Regions from separate parts of the Homo sapiens genome. Here region 2 is linked to region 1. A link is a loop called in an ENCODE intact Hi-C map of the cell type or tissue named here. Cell type or tissue: A673. All regions are shown on one strand. Links, peaks and the distances in the headings refer to the core of each region. The heading gives the core; the rest is flanking DNA.

Region 1 (7,743 bases), core at 1,836-6,835:
TGACATAAGTCTCTAAATTCTATCTTCCTTTATGTCTCGTGTTATCTAAGTTTGATAGTTTCTTTCTGGGACTTTGATTGTTATAATGAATACTCTATATGTTACACATATTTACATGTGTTTTACCACTCTATTCATGTAATAACTTAGTTTCTTCAAGCTGCAATAGTAGATGAAATTCTCCACAAAAAGCACCTATCAGAAGAGGACCAGTCAGGGAGGCAACTTACCGCCAGCCACCACCAAATATATTACAGTAGCTACAATTCAGTAATTAAAAGATTAACTTCCATATTATCAAGATTAATAGGGGACATGAATAACAAGATCTCTTATGACTTTCTACAATATAAAACATTCACTAACACCAATAAAATTAAACTAATCTCAGCACTAGATCATTTTGCATGAACAGTCATTTCTACTGATGATATGTCTGTCAGATCACTGCGTTATTTTTAATATATAGTAGGACAGGAAATTTATTAGACAGTTTACAGCGCCGACAAGTTCTGCTGATCTCAGCAGTGTTGCCAAGCAAAAAGAAATATTATACGATGGCAGCATTTGTTCTACACACACAAAAAAAAATCTAAGCATATTTCTCCCTTATTTAAATTTGTTCATGGAAACCATTTTCTACAGATAAGTGAACAGTAAAAGTGTTCGCAATGTGCTACTTTATTCCTATCCAGAGCAGACAAAATGAGAACCATGTTTTCATAAATAAAAAGCAACAGACCATGTTATTGCCCTCCTCTTTGAGTCCTCTACCCATGAGTGTATGTGCAGTGGGGGAAGGTTCTGCTTCACACTGGACAATGGAACTCAATATTGATGAAATTTGCTGATGGTCAGTTTTTGGATAAAATGTTTCAGCACAGAACACAAAGGCCATGTTTCCTCTAAATACAGCAGGTTTAATTTGATTTGGCTAGTTAATAATAAATATAATGATTGCAAAAGTAAATCAACTAAGAAAAATACCACAGTACAAGGAACTTATGTACTACGTAATTTCCAACCATGTTCTCCCCAGCGAAGAGTTTAGTTAAAATCTTAGTGCACCAGAAGAGTTGCCAAACACCTTTGGTATGGAATTCAAATTTAAAATAATTTAGTATAGCTTGCTTATATAAAAAATATCTGGATACATTATTAAATCACTTGTAAATGCTTCGATAATTCACAGACAGTATAAACTTAGAGGTAAAAGGAAAAAAAGTTGAGGCATGATTAAGGCACCTAACATTTACCCGTATTCCCTACATAAGTCAAATTCATAGTAAATTCTGAAAGACTGTTTGAATAAGTGATTATGTTACTTCCATTGATATAGGAATTTTTCCCTTATGTGTTAATTAGATGCAAATCTTAGGCAAAACATTTTCCTCACTACCTAGACTTGGCATACACAAATATATTTAAAAGATACCAGTCATCAAGTGGAAATACAGCTGGTGTCCTCCCTACTCTCTATTACAATGCACTGAATTTATGTAAAATAAATAACTCTTTATTAAATGGATTTGGCTACAGTAAATCCTTGAAGAGACTAAAAGGAAAAGCTAAAATAAAATATATGCATTGATGTGTACTTCAGAATTAATAAAAACCATTTTGTGGCTGGGCATGGTGGCTCACACCTGTAATCCCAGAACTTTGGGAGGCTGAGGCAGGCGGATCATAAGGTCAGGAGATCGAGATCATCCTGGTTAACACGGTGAAACTGCATCTCTACTAAACATACAAAAAATCAGCCAAGCGTGGTGGCAGGCACCTGTAGTCTCAGCTACTCGGGAGGCTGAGGCAGGAGAATGGCGTGAACCCAGGAGGCAGAGCTTGCAGTAAGCTGAGATTGCGCCAGTGCACTCCAGCCTGGGTGACAGAGCGAGACTCTGTCTTAAAAACAAACAAAAAAAAATTTGGTAATCTAGATGTAGACTTTAAGAATTTATTTTTAGAGCTGGAAAGCCTAACTTTCCAGCTCAAGATACTCATTGAGCATCTACTATGTAGTCAGATTACATATTAATCTGATTAATAGTGCTAGATACTCTTAGGGACACAAAAATATAAAGCATTACCATTCAAAAAGCTGTCCTTACAGAGAGAAGATATACTCTCATAAAGTTATTAAATATTTGGTAGTATATGACTATGATATGATAGTACATTGCTGTAAGATGATGTCTTAGTTTAGGTTTTCAACCATGCATTCAAATTCTTGACTCAGTATTTTTTTTTTTAAGATACAGAAAATTTTATTGTGGTAATTCAGAGGACCTTGATTAGGCATGGAGATAATAAACAAATTAAGGATATAATTGGAGGAAGTGCCACCTTTACATAATGGCTCTGCAAAGATTATATTCAAATAATTATCCTTCATTTGTAGGCTGATAAAATAATTAAGATAACAAATATGACCCTAAAACTGTTTTAGAAAATTACTACTTTAACAACAATAAAAATCATCCTATTTACAAACAAAAATAAAAATTATTATTACTCCTAGTACCACCATTTGTTGAGCACTTATTTTGGGCCACTCATTGCATCCATCAGGCAATATATACTTTATTCCATTTAATCCTCACCTCAGTACTATGATTTAAGAGATACTATCCTCATTATACAAATGTGGAGCAGTCCCTCTGTTTTCTTTTGTGGAACCACATCTCCTCTATTGTTTATCCGTATGGCTCAGGTAGGGACTTAGTATTAATAGCAACAACACAATACACAAACACACACACTTCCCAGAGTACCAAAGCCCTTCCAACATTGTTCATCTCTCCTGAAGTCTGTCTTTACTTTCTGTCTAGTGAAAATAAACCCTCTTTGTGACTGCTTCTGTTTTTCCAAACTCCCACCTTGAAGATTTTATAGTAATATTTTGATCAAACAGGTAATACCTTTACATAAAGAACATTTCGGCCAGGCACGGTGGCTCACGTCTGTAATCTCAGCACTTTGGGGAGGCCAAGACAGGCAGATCACCTGAGGTCAGGAGTTTGAGACCAGCCTGATAAACATGGCGAAACGCCGTCTCTACTAAAAATACAAAAATTAGCCAGGAGTGGTGGCACATGCCTGTAATCCCATCTATTCAGGAGGCTGAGGCAGGAGAATCGCTTGAACCCGTGAGGTGGAGGTTGCAGTGAGCCAAGATTGTGCCACTGCACTCCAACCTACGCAACAGAGTGAGACTCTGAGAAAGAAAGAAACAGAGAGAGAGAGAGAGAGAGAAAGAAAGAAAGAAAGAGAGAGAGAGAGAGAGAGAGAAAGAAAAGAAAGAAAGAAAGAAAGAAAGAAAGAAAGAAAGAAAGAAAGAAAGAAAAAGAAAGAGAAAGAAAGAGAAAGGAAGGAAACAAGGAAGGAAGGGAGGAAGGGAGGGAGAGAAGGAGGGAGGGAGGGAGGGGAGGAAAAGGGAGGAAGGAAGGAAGGAAGGGCATTTCTACTCTGTCTACTCTGAACACTAACTTTTGAAGTAAAAAAAAAATGTTTTTTTCTGTTTTTAAAAATTTCCTGTAGCTTACATACAACTGCCAGCTATGCCAGCTAGGTATTACTCAAAATTTATATTTATTACTCTTTTGACAATAGCTTGAATTTATATATTGATTTCATTTTTAAATTTTTATTTTCTAATGAACAACAAAAAATAAATAAGGCCCCATTACAGAATGGATTACAAATGTAATATTTAACCTAAATTAATTCTCACAACAGATTATGTCGTCGATAAAAATGAGCCTCAGATAGGTTTGAAAACTTAACCATAGCTTTAGAGTTCAAAAATGGCAGGGGATGAATCCAAATCCATTTTTTAAAGAGAAAACCTGGCATTGTTTCCACCACTCATTTGTGCAGAGTTCGGGCTTTTATCCTATTGAGCTAGGGAGATGAAGCCTGAGAGCCAGACCCAGGTAGTTACGGCAAAGCAGGCAGGTGGCTTTCGCCATAGGGTTGTGTGCTGGCAGGCCCCATAAAAGGATGAGAACAAAATACAAAGATATTCAGAGCCAGTATAACCTAGCGGTTCTTAGGAAAGAATAAACTCAACAGCTTTGAATATGTACGAGAGTTTATAGTCTTACAGCTAGGAAAAATAACACAAAAGGCTCCAGACTTTTCTTTTTTTAAAACTGATATAGAGGTATTCAATACCCGAAAACAATAGGAAATGATTAGTCTCACCTTGGGTTGTTGGTTCCTCAGGCTTAGAATAGTCCCCAAGAATAAGCTCCAAACTGTGAAAGGGAGGGAAACAAGAAAACATTTGGTGCCTGAGGTTTAAAACAGTAGTCAAAGTTGACAGAGTCAAGAAGGTTGGTATTTCCAAATAATGTAAGTTTTATTAGAAAATGAAGTTATGTATCATTCATATACTGAATACTTATATTAGATTTTTCTACACAGCTGAATAATGTGAAAGAAAATTAGAAAAATTAACATTTTACATGCATTAGAATTCACTAAATTTTAGTTAAAACTTCCAGTACAGATTCGAGAGTAAAAGTGTATTCTTATACAATGTATAAATTATAACATATTCAAAAAGATGTAACATTACGTTATGAAATCTATGGCATATTTTCATATTTTCCCTCAAAACTAGCAAAATTCCCAGTGTTAATTTTAGAAAAAATTGTGTATTCTTTTAATTAATCAATACTTATAAATATAAACCATGATGAGTACTATGTAAACTAAATTTTAAATTAATTTGAAAAATACAACTGTATTTCCTGATATGAGCATGAATTATCAGTTTGTGAAACTCAGATGCCACCTATTGTTTGGAAAAATAAACACAACTTTTTTTGAGTTCTATTTTTGCTAACTTACATGTCTCTGGAAAAATATGAATATTGTACCCATAAAAAGTCTGGGCTCTCCAACCATATAGAATAGTTAATTTTCAAGGCCATACGCATATAAAGTAAAGTGCCCCTAAATTTATCTTAGGTTGGAAGAAATAAACTATCCTTAAGTACCCATATCTTCAGAGGAGCAGGTTTTAGCCTAGTAACTTTTTTCATATGTATATAATTTTTAATTAAAATTTTTTACATTAAATTATTGTTAATTTGCATTCAGTTATAAAAAAATACAGAGAAATCCCATTTACTCTTTACCCTGGTTTCACCCATGCAAAATGACTAAAATATCATCATTGACATAGTCAAGATATAGAACATTTTTGTAATCACAAGGATCCCATATGTTGCCTTTTTGTAGCCATCCCTACATCCTTCCTGCCCTGCACTACTTCCTTAACCCTTTGCAACCACTAATCTGTTCTCCATTTCTATAATTTTGTCATTTCAAGAATGTTCTATAGATGGAATCATACAATATAAGAACCTTTGGGTCTTGCTTTTTTCATTAAGTGTAAGTCTCTGGAAATTTACACAGGTCATGGTATGTACCAACAGTTTGTTCTGCTTTATTGCTAAGTAGTATTGTATGATATGGATGTACCACATCCATCTAGGTCATCTGACAACCTAGATGTCCATAAAGGGGTGTAGTAGTATTGTATGATATGGATGTACCACAGTTAAACAAACTTAGGAAAGGATCACAGTTAAACTGTGGCACATCCATATCATACAATACTGCTCCTCCCCTTTAAGGACATTTAGGTTGTTTCTAGATTGTGGATATTACAAATAAAGCTGCTATGAACATTGGTGTACAGTTTTAATTTCCATTTCCCTAATGGCTAATGATGTTGAACATCTTTTCATCTGCTTATTTGCCATATATATATCCTCCTTGGTGATGTGTCTTTTCATTGATTTTGTCCTTTTACTAATTGATTGTTCTTTAAGTTTTGAGTGTCCTCAATATAATTTACATACTAGTCTTTTATCAGATATGTAATTTGCAAATATTTTCTCCTATAATAGATTGTGGCTTGAATTTTTATTCCCTATAACGACGTCTTTCACATAGCAAAAATTTCCAAATTTAATGCAGTCTAATTCACTGAATTTTCCTTTAATGGACCAGGCCTCTGGTGTCAGGTCTAAGACCTCTGGCTTAGCCCAAACCTAAAGATTTTCTCTATGATTTTTTTTTCTAAAAGTTTTACATTTTTATGCTTTATATTTAATTCCATGATCCATTTCTAGTTTATTTGCATACAAAGTGAGACTTAGCTCAAAGTTCATTTTTTGGCCTATGGATGTATGATAGCTCCAGCTCTCTGTTTGTAATCTGTCCTCTATTGAATTGCTTTTCTGTCTTCGTCAAAATTCAAGCATATTTGCATAGGTCTATTTCTGGGTTCTCTCTTCTGTTTCATTAATTTATGTATCTATCCCTCCACGAATACTACTACACAGACTTGCTTACTAGAGCCATATAATGTCTTTGAATCAGGTAGAATGATTCCTTCCACTTTATTCTTTTTTCAAAATTGTTTTAGCTATTCTAGTTCTTTTGCCTTTCCATATAAATTTTAGAATAATCTTGTCTATATCTACAAAATATCTTGCTGGGATATTGATGAGATTGCATTAAACCTACATATCTACTTGAAAAGAATTGTCATCTTCACCATGCTGAGTCTTCCAATCTACAAACACATTATGTCTCTCCATTTATTGAGATGCTGTGTTCCTCTCATCAGCATTTTGTAGTTTTCAGCATATAAGTCCTGTACATGTTTTCATTTACAACTATTTCATAGAAGTGTTTTCTTTATGAAAAAGTATTTTTAATTTTTATGCCCACAGGTTCATTGCTAGTATACAGAAATACAATTAATTTTGTATGTTTAGTTTGTATCTTGCGACTTTGACGAACTCACTTATTAATTCTAGTAGCTGGCTTTTGTTTGTTGGTTTAGGTTCCTTCAGATTTCATATGTAGACAATTATGTCATCTACAAATCAGAACAATTTTATTTTTTTCTTCACAATCTTTATGCCTTTTATTTTCTTTTCATGCCTTTATTATGCTGTCTAGAAATTATATGACCATGTTGACTACGTGAAGCCATCTGAATCTCGAGTTCTCTTTGTGAAAAATATTTATCTACATTTCTTTAGTATGTAGAAGTCTATTTAGTTTATATGTTTCTTCACATGTAGCATAAGAATCTTCAAACAATATACTTCCACATATTTTCTTTCCTGCATTGTCCTTTATTTTTATGCATGTTACATCTCTATATTTACATATGTTATAAACTTTTAAAAGGTAAACTTCTTATTTACTCTCACATTTCCCATTTCTACAATCCTTTCTATTTATTTATTTGTTTTAATTTTTTTTTTTTTTTTGAGACAGAGTTTCACTCTTGTTGCCCAGGCCGGAGTGCAATGGCACGATCTTGGCTCACCGCAACCTCCACCTTCCACCTTCCAGGTTCAAGTGATTCTCCTGCCTCAGCCTCCCAAGTAGCTGGGATTACAGGCATGGACCACATCGCCCGGCTAATTTTGTATTTATAGTAGAGACGGAGTTTCTCCATGTTGGTCAGGCTGGTCTGGAACTCCCGACCTCAGGTGATTCGCCCACCTCCGCCTCCCAAAGTGCTGGGATTACAGACATGAGCCACCGCACCTGGCCTCTACAATCCTTTCTTTGTTCATATCTAACTTTCTATCTCTTGTTATACTCCTGTCTAAAGAACTTCTTTTAACATTTCATGTCTGCTGGAAAGGAGTTATTTCTGCTTTTTGCTGTGTAAAAAAAGACTTTCACCTTCCTTTTTTAGGGATA
Region 2 (7,743 bases), core at 936-5,935, 940 kb before region 1:
TTGTTCTTTTTTTTTTTTTTTCCTGAGACAGAGTTTTGCTCTCTTGCCCAGGCTGGTGTGCAGTGGCGTGATCTCAGCTCACTGCAACCTCTGCCTCCCAGGTTCAAGCAATTCTCCTGCCTCAGCCTCCTGAGTAGTTAGGATTACAGGTGTGTGCCACCACGCCCAGCTAATTTTTGTATTTTTAGTAGACACGGGGTTTCACCATGTTGGCCAGGCTGGTCTCGAACTCCTGACCTCATGATCCACCTGCTTCAGCCTCCCAAAGTGCTGGGATTACAGTCATGAGCCATCATGCCCAGGCAACTTTGTTCTTTTTGTTTAGGATTGCTTTGGCTAGTTGGGCTCTGTTATTTCTTCCATATAAATTTTAGAATAGTTTTTTGTTTTTTTCAAATGTAGTGAAGAGAGATATTTAACTTATTATTTTCCTATTTGGATGTCTTTTATTTCTTTCTCTTACCTGATTGCTCTGGTTAAGTCTTCTAGCACTATATTGAATAGGAGTGGTGAGAGTGGGCATCCTTGTCTTGTTCCTATTGTTAAGGGGAATGCTTCTAGCATTTGCCCATTCAGTATGATGTTGTCTGTGGGTTTGTCACCGACATATCTAATTATTTTGATGTATGTTCATTTGATACCTAGTTTGTTGAGAATTTTTATCATGAAGGGATATTCCATCAAACACTTTTATGCATCTATTAAGATGATCATATGATTTTTGTTTTAATTCTGTTCACATGGTTAATCACATTTATTGATTTGCATATGTTGAACCACCCTTGCATCATCCCAGGAATAAAGGCTAACTGATCGTGGTAAATTAACTTTTTCATGTGCTATTAGATTTGGTTTGACATTATTTTGTTGAAGATTGTTATGGCATCAAGGACATTGTTCTGTAGTTTGTTCTTTTTGTTATGTGTTTGCAGGCTTTAGTGTCAGGGTAATGCTGGTTTCCTTGAATGACTTAGGGAGGAGTATTTCCTCCTCAATTTTTTAGAATAGCTTGAATAGAAATACTAACAGCTCTTTGTGTATCTGGTAGAATTTGACTGCAAATCTACCTGCTTCAAGGCTTTTATGGATTGGTATGTTTTTCATTAATGATTCAATTTTGCAATTTGATATAGCTCTATTCAGAAATTCAATTTTTCCCTGATTCAATCTTCAGAGGTTATGTGCTTACAGAGATTTATCCATTTCCTCTAGACTTTCTAGTTTGTGTGCATAGAGTTATTAATAAAAGTCTCTGATAATCTGTATCTGTGGGATGAGTTGTAACGTTACCATTGTTTCTGATTGTGCATATTTGAAACTTCTTTTTGTTTTGTTTTTGTTAATCTAGCTAGTGGTCATTCAATATTGTTCATCCTTTCAAAGAACCAATGTTTGGTGTTAGTTTGTTCTTGTTTATATAGTTCCTCTAGGTATGATATTATTAATTTGAGATCTTTCTAACTTCTGAGATAGGTGTTTAGTGCAATATATACGTTCCCCATTAAATTGCTTTTGCTGCATCCCAGAAATTTCAGTATATTGTGTCTCTGTTTTCATCGATTTCAAAGATTTTTGTATTTCTACCTTAATTTTGTTGCTTTGCCAAAAGTCATTCAAGAGCAAGTTGTTCAATTCCTATGTAATTGTGGGGCTTGGGGAGATCTTCTTGGTATTAATTTCTGTTTTTATTCCACTGTGATCTGACAGTACAAGTGATATGATTTTCTTTTTCTTTTTCAGCTTATTGACACTTGATTTGTGGCTGAGCATGAGTCCAACCTTGTAGTATGTTCCATGTGTAGATGAGAAGATTATATATTCTGTGGTTGATGGGTGAAGGGTTCTGTTTATTAGGTTTATTATTATTTGCTGTTTATTAGGTAGGTCCAATTGGTCAAGTGTAAATTTTCTTTCCAAAACTCAGTTTTTAGTTTTCTACCTAGATGATCTACCTAATGCTCTCAGTGGGGTTTGAAGTTTCCCACTATTATTACGTGGATATCTTAGTCTTTCCCTAAGTCTCAAAGTACTTGTTTTATCAATGGTGTTGCTCTAATGGTGGATGCTCTAAATAGGTTAACTATCTCATTTAAGTATGGGGTCTTCATGTTGAATTGAACTTTCATCAATATGTAATGCTGTTCTTTGTCTTTTTTTGCAGTTTTTGGTGTAAAGTCTATTGTGTTCAGTATAAGCATAGTGACCCATGGTCTTTTTAAATGTCCATTTGTGAGATAGCTGTTTCTCCAAACCTTTACTTTGATCCAATGAGTGGCATTATGTGTGAGATAAGTCTCTTGAAAACAGCAGATGGAGAGGTCTTGTTTTTTACTCAACTTGGAACTATGCCTCTTAAGTGGGGTGTTTACACTGTTTAGTTTCAAGGTTAGTATTTATATGTGAGGTTTTCTTCCTACCATGGAGTTGTTAGATGTTTCCTTTGTAGCTTCCATTGTGTGGTTATTTTATAAGGTCTGTGGGATAGGTAATCAAGTATGTTTTTGTGTTAGCAGGTATCATTCTTTCACTTTAATGTTTAGAATTCCCTTAAAGATCTTTTGTAAGGCTGGTGTTATAATAAATTCTCTTAGTTATTGCTTGTTTGGAAAAAGGTTTTATTTCACCTTTGCTTACGAAGCTTATATTAGTGGAATATGAAATTCTTGAGTGGAATTTCCTTTCTTTAAAAATGCTTAAAATAAGCCTCCAATCTCTCTTGGTTAGCAAGGATTCTGATAAAAAGTCTGCTATTAGCCTGATGTAGTTCCCTTTGTATGTGATTTAATCTTTTCTTTTTAAAGATTAGTCTTTAACATTGACCTTGGACAGTCTTGTGACTATATGCCTTGGTGATGTTCATTTTGTATAGTATGTCACAGATGCCATATTTATTTCTTGTGTCAGGATGTCTACTTCTCTAAAAAAAGAGAAATTTTCTGGTATTATTCCCTCAAATAGGTTTTCCTGGCTATTTACTATTTGTTCTCTCTCTCAGGAATGCCAGTAATTCATATGTTGTCACTTTACACATTCCCATATTTCTCAAAGACTTTGTTCACTTTTTAAAATTCCTTTTTTCCTTTATTTTTGTCTGACTGGGTTATTTTGGAAGACTGGTCTTCAAGCTCTAAAGTTATTTATTTTGCTCGGTCCAGTCCTTAGATAAAGCTTTCAATTGTATTTTGAAATTCTTTTAGTGAGGTTTCTCCTTCTATAAGTTCTGACTGATTTCTTTTCAAGATGTTTATCTTTTCTTCCTTACCTGCATTGCTTTAGAAGTTTCTTTGCGTTGATTTTCAACCTTGTCTTGGATATTGTTGAATTTCCTTGCAATCCATGCACTGAATTCTTTATATTCATTTCTGAGTTTCTATTATGGTTAGGGATCATTGCTGGAGAGCCAGTATGATCCTCTGGTGTCATCACTTTGACGTTTTTCGTGGTGTCAGTATTCTTTCACTGGTTCCTTCTAATCCAAAGATACTAGCACTTATAAATTTTGTAATTATTTTCATGCAGGTAAGATTTTTTTCTTACTTTCTCTATAATATTAGTTGTTTCCCTTTCCCTGTACCTGCCTCCTAGAGGGGTGTGACTGTAGAGAGTGCTGGGTAGGGGTCTTTTCACTTTGCCTCTGCAGCCCTATGCACTTCTGTCAATAGGTTTTATATTGGGCTTGCAGTTTGACCCACAAGCCAGTAGATGGCGTGGATAGGTAAGAGCCGGTTTTGGCTGCTGTGGCTGCGAATATACTTCATTCTCGTTTACTTTGAGAAGTTCTCTGTTGCCTCAAGCAATGAGCTCATCTGTGGAGTACACATAGTTTCACCTCCCTGATCAGCCTCCGGGGGTTGGGATGGGAAAGATGACGGGGGCCAGGCTGGACAGATCCTCCTACAGGTCCCCTATTAGCAGGCAGAAGCATCCAGTGTTTGACCACCAGGTGCCCAGAGGTTTGCCTAGGCACGGACCTTGGAAACCTCTTTGGCCTCAAGTTTTCTGCACTGAGGGTGGGAGTGGCATAAATTTCTAATTCAAGAGAATAGGTACTCTAGATGTCTAGCGATTAGCCTGGGCATGGAGTATAGAGCTACGCCCTACAGCACAATCCCTGCACAAGAAGGGTACTGCAACTCAGGCTGGTAATCCAGGTAAATTTGTGCTCAAAATGCCGAGAGATTTTCCTGGGCATGGACCGGAGAGGGCCCCGCTACACTACGATCTTTACATAAGAAGGGTGGGGTAGCTCAGGATGCTGAGCCAAGAAAGTAGGTGCTCTGAATGCCTGGAAGTCAGCCTGGGTTTGAATTAGAGAGGTACAGGATTTCTGCACAGGAAGGGCATGGCAGCTCAAGCTGGGCAAGCAGGTCCTTTGAATACCTGGAGTTTTGCCTGGGCATGAAGCAGAGATGTCCACCTGCACCACAATCACTGTGCAGGAAGGGTAGGATCATTCAGGCTGCTGATCCAGGCGAGCAGGTACTCCAAATGCCTGGAGAGCTGCCTGTGTGTGGAGTGAAAAGGGCCTCACTGTACCACCATCCATTCCCAGGATGTGTGGCGTGTCTGAAGCTGCTTAACCAGGCAAACAGTTGCTCTGAATGTCTCTAGATCTGCCTGGGCATGAAGTGGAGAAGGTCAGCTTGCCCCAGGATCTCTGCATAGTAATAGTGGGGCACCTCAGTTTGCTAATCCATACAAATGGGTGCTCCAAATTTGTAGACCTGCCTGGTTGTGGAACAGAGAGGGTCTCACTGCATCACAATCTATGCAGAAGGAAGATGAACAGATGTTCTGAATGCCTGGAGTTTTGCCTGGGTGTAGAGAGGAGAGGGCCCTGCTGTACTATGATCTCTGCTTCATGAAGGGTGGGGTGCCTCAGATTGCTGGTCCATGGGAGTGAGTGCTCTTAGGTGGAGCAGAGAGAATCCCACTACAACATAATCTCAGGGAAGCAGACTGGGGCATGCAGCAAGGGCACACAAACACCATTTCCAGGTCACCAAGCTGGCCCTGGATGCAAGTCTTGTTGCCCAGAGGAAACTGTCACTGTGACAGCTTTCCTCTCACCCCAGGCCTGTGGCAGGAGAGAGCACAATTTCAGTGCCTACTGCTGGGGTGCTTGCCACAGTTCTGGCTGTAGAAGTTTCTAACCCATTCTAGAGCAAGCACTCCAATCTCTGGCCCAAGACTGAAATGCTTGCATGGATGGCCATACTGCTAGGTCTCCAAAGAATAGCTTTATATGCCACTGGATTAAAAATGGCTTCATATGCACCTGGAATAAAAGGCTTCCTGCTGTCAGTCCCAGATCTGGGAAAATGCCGGCTACTTTTCCCAGTGTCTTTTCTTCCCACACCTCCAAGCCTCTCCACATGTTAGTTACAGTGCACGGGAGAAACAAATTGCTCTGCTTCAGCCTGGTTGCTCATAACCCCTGTGGAAAGCTGAGTCACAGAATGAAGCTCTCTGCCTCTCTCATGTATTATGGTTTCACTCACTTTTATCAGCTGGACACTCACATGGGGCTGTTTACCCTCATTTTCTTCCCCAGGATCTGAAGTGTCCTTCATGATTTCAGTGGATTCCCATTTTTCTTCTTGTGTTAAAGCTAACAGAGTTTATCTTAATGCATTATCTTGGTATTTACAAGTGGCTGAGGCATGTTAAAAGCCTCTAATCTTCTATCTTGGAAAAAAATGGCTATTATTAAAAAGACTAAAAATATCCTGTTGGTGAGAAAATGGAGGAAATGGTGGAGGAAAGAATACACTTACACACTGATGGTGGGAATTTAAATTAGTACAAACTCTATACAAAACAGTATAGAGATTTCTCAAAGAACTAAATATAGTACTACTATTCAATCCACTACAGAGTATCTATCCAAAGGAAATCAATATATCAAAAATATATCACACCTGTGCTCTATGTTTACCACAACATTATTCGTGATAGCAAATATATGGAAAATTCAGTGTCTATCCATGGATAATTGGGTAAAGAAAATGTGGTATATATACACAACAAAGTAGTATTCAGCCTTAAAAAAGAATGAAATCATGTCTTTTGTAGCAACATGGATGGAACTAGCAGTTATTAACTGAAACAAACCAGGCACAGAAAGCCAAACACTGCATGTTCTCATTCATAAATGTGAGCTAAGAAATGCGTACACATGGACATAGAGAGAGGGATGTTAGACAATGGATACTTAGAAGGGTGATAGGTTGGGAGAGATGTGGATGATTACTTAATGATATCTTTTCAGTAGCAGCTCTTCTTTGGTTTCTGACTTGAAGGCTTCTAAATACTAGTGAAATAATCCTAATCGTTTGAACAGCAACACTTAGCCCATTCATAGACTCTAAAGGAAAAACATTAGTTCTTCAAATGAAGAGTCACTATTCTTAGGAATTTCTATGTGTTTGTATACTTTTCAAAATTTCTAAAACCTGGTAATTATCACATAAGAATCCAGTATTAGATAATTCTTTTTTTTTTTTTTTTGAGATGGATACTCTGTCACCCAGTCTGGAGTGCAGTTCCGTGATCTTGGCTCATTGTAACCTCTGCTTCCTGGGTTCAAGCAATTCTCCTGCCTCAGCCTCAGCCTTGCAAGTAGCTGGGATTACAGGCACATGCCACCATGCCCAGCTAAATTTTGTATTTTTAGTAGAGACAGGGTTTCACCATGTGGCCAGGCTGGTCTCGAACTCCTGACCTCAAGTGATCCACCTGCCTCAGCCCCCCAAAGTGCTGGGATTACAGGTGTGAGCCACCGCACCTGACTCAGTATTAGATAATTTTAATTATCTAACTTATAACTGCCAACTAAATATAACTTCAACAAAGTCTGTCTCTGAAACACCCCATTGAGCCATCTAAATTGTCTCACTCACCAGCTCCTTTATTATTAACGGACCCTGGCCTGGCACTCATATTGTATATGACATTGTCCAGTAACTTTCTGGCTGGCCAATATAAGGAAATACAATATTTTTTCTGTATGGTTAATTTGAAATATTGTGACTTATAAAAACAGAACCTCAAGACTCCACCATCACCACAAAGTGCATTCAATTATTGTGTTTTTCACTCTTGAATCAAAGAGTGAAATCAAATTCTTTTCTATAAATAGTAAAGTTTATTTTTTCTTCATCTGTTGAAATATCATTTGTCATCTGTACAGTTCTAGACTAGTGCATTGAAAATTACTTCTCACCTTAATTCACTTACACCCTTCAGCCATAGTAAAGAAAAAAAATTGTATCAGTTCTTATAAAACTTCATGGTGTATCAAAATCAGCTTGAGAAATTGATAAAAATGTTGAATCTTCTCTCACCCTTATCCCCAAAGATTTAAAATATCAAATGGTACATTCTGAATATGTATATTTTTATCAAGATTCGCACCTGATTCTTAAGCACATAAACCCATACAAATGTCAGAAAAACATCAGCAATTTTAACAAATCTATGATGTGTAATATAGATTTCTTTGGATTTAATCTTATTTTAAAATGTCTTTGTAGCAATTAAAAATCTTCTTATTAGTTTGAATTCTTATAGTTTCTATTAATAATGAATGCACAATTTAGTAAGAATTAAGCAATAACATAGTATTAAAAGATGGGAATAATATAGAAGTCATTGAGTTCATATTTTAACTAAAATTTTTTTTTCAAAAAATTCTGTATGTAGGTTTTATAAGTAAGTCTTAGGTATTTTCCTTCAATTAAC

What was found. Peaks named below come from ENCODE experiments on the same cell type or tissue, not always from the same donor. Only the 100,000 strongest peaks of a DNase experiment are listed, where the experiment ranks them.
Region 2: it touches region 1 in a loop (5-fold over the local background); 5 of 110 quality-filtered maps call a loop at or near these places.

The regions. Positions count from the first base shown.
Region 1 is chr7:118,256,350-118,264,092 of GRCh38, reverse strand. LOC102724495 (a long non-coding RNA gene) reads right to left here and starts at 4,258. Exons shown (of 3, transcript XR_428238.2): 1 at 4,204-4,258. In A673, for the core only: a CTCF peak has its summit at 4,803; no DNase peak of the experiment used is centred there.
Region 2 is chr7:119,194,084-119,201,826 of GRCh38, reverse strand. No RefSeq gene overlaps it. Among named protein-coding and RNA genes, the nearest start is that of LINC02476, 710 kb to the left of the region's middle. In A673, for the core only: a CTCF peak has its summit at 3,693 (motif pointing right); a DNase peak (open chromatin) is centred at 3,716.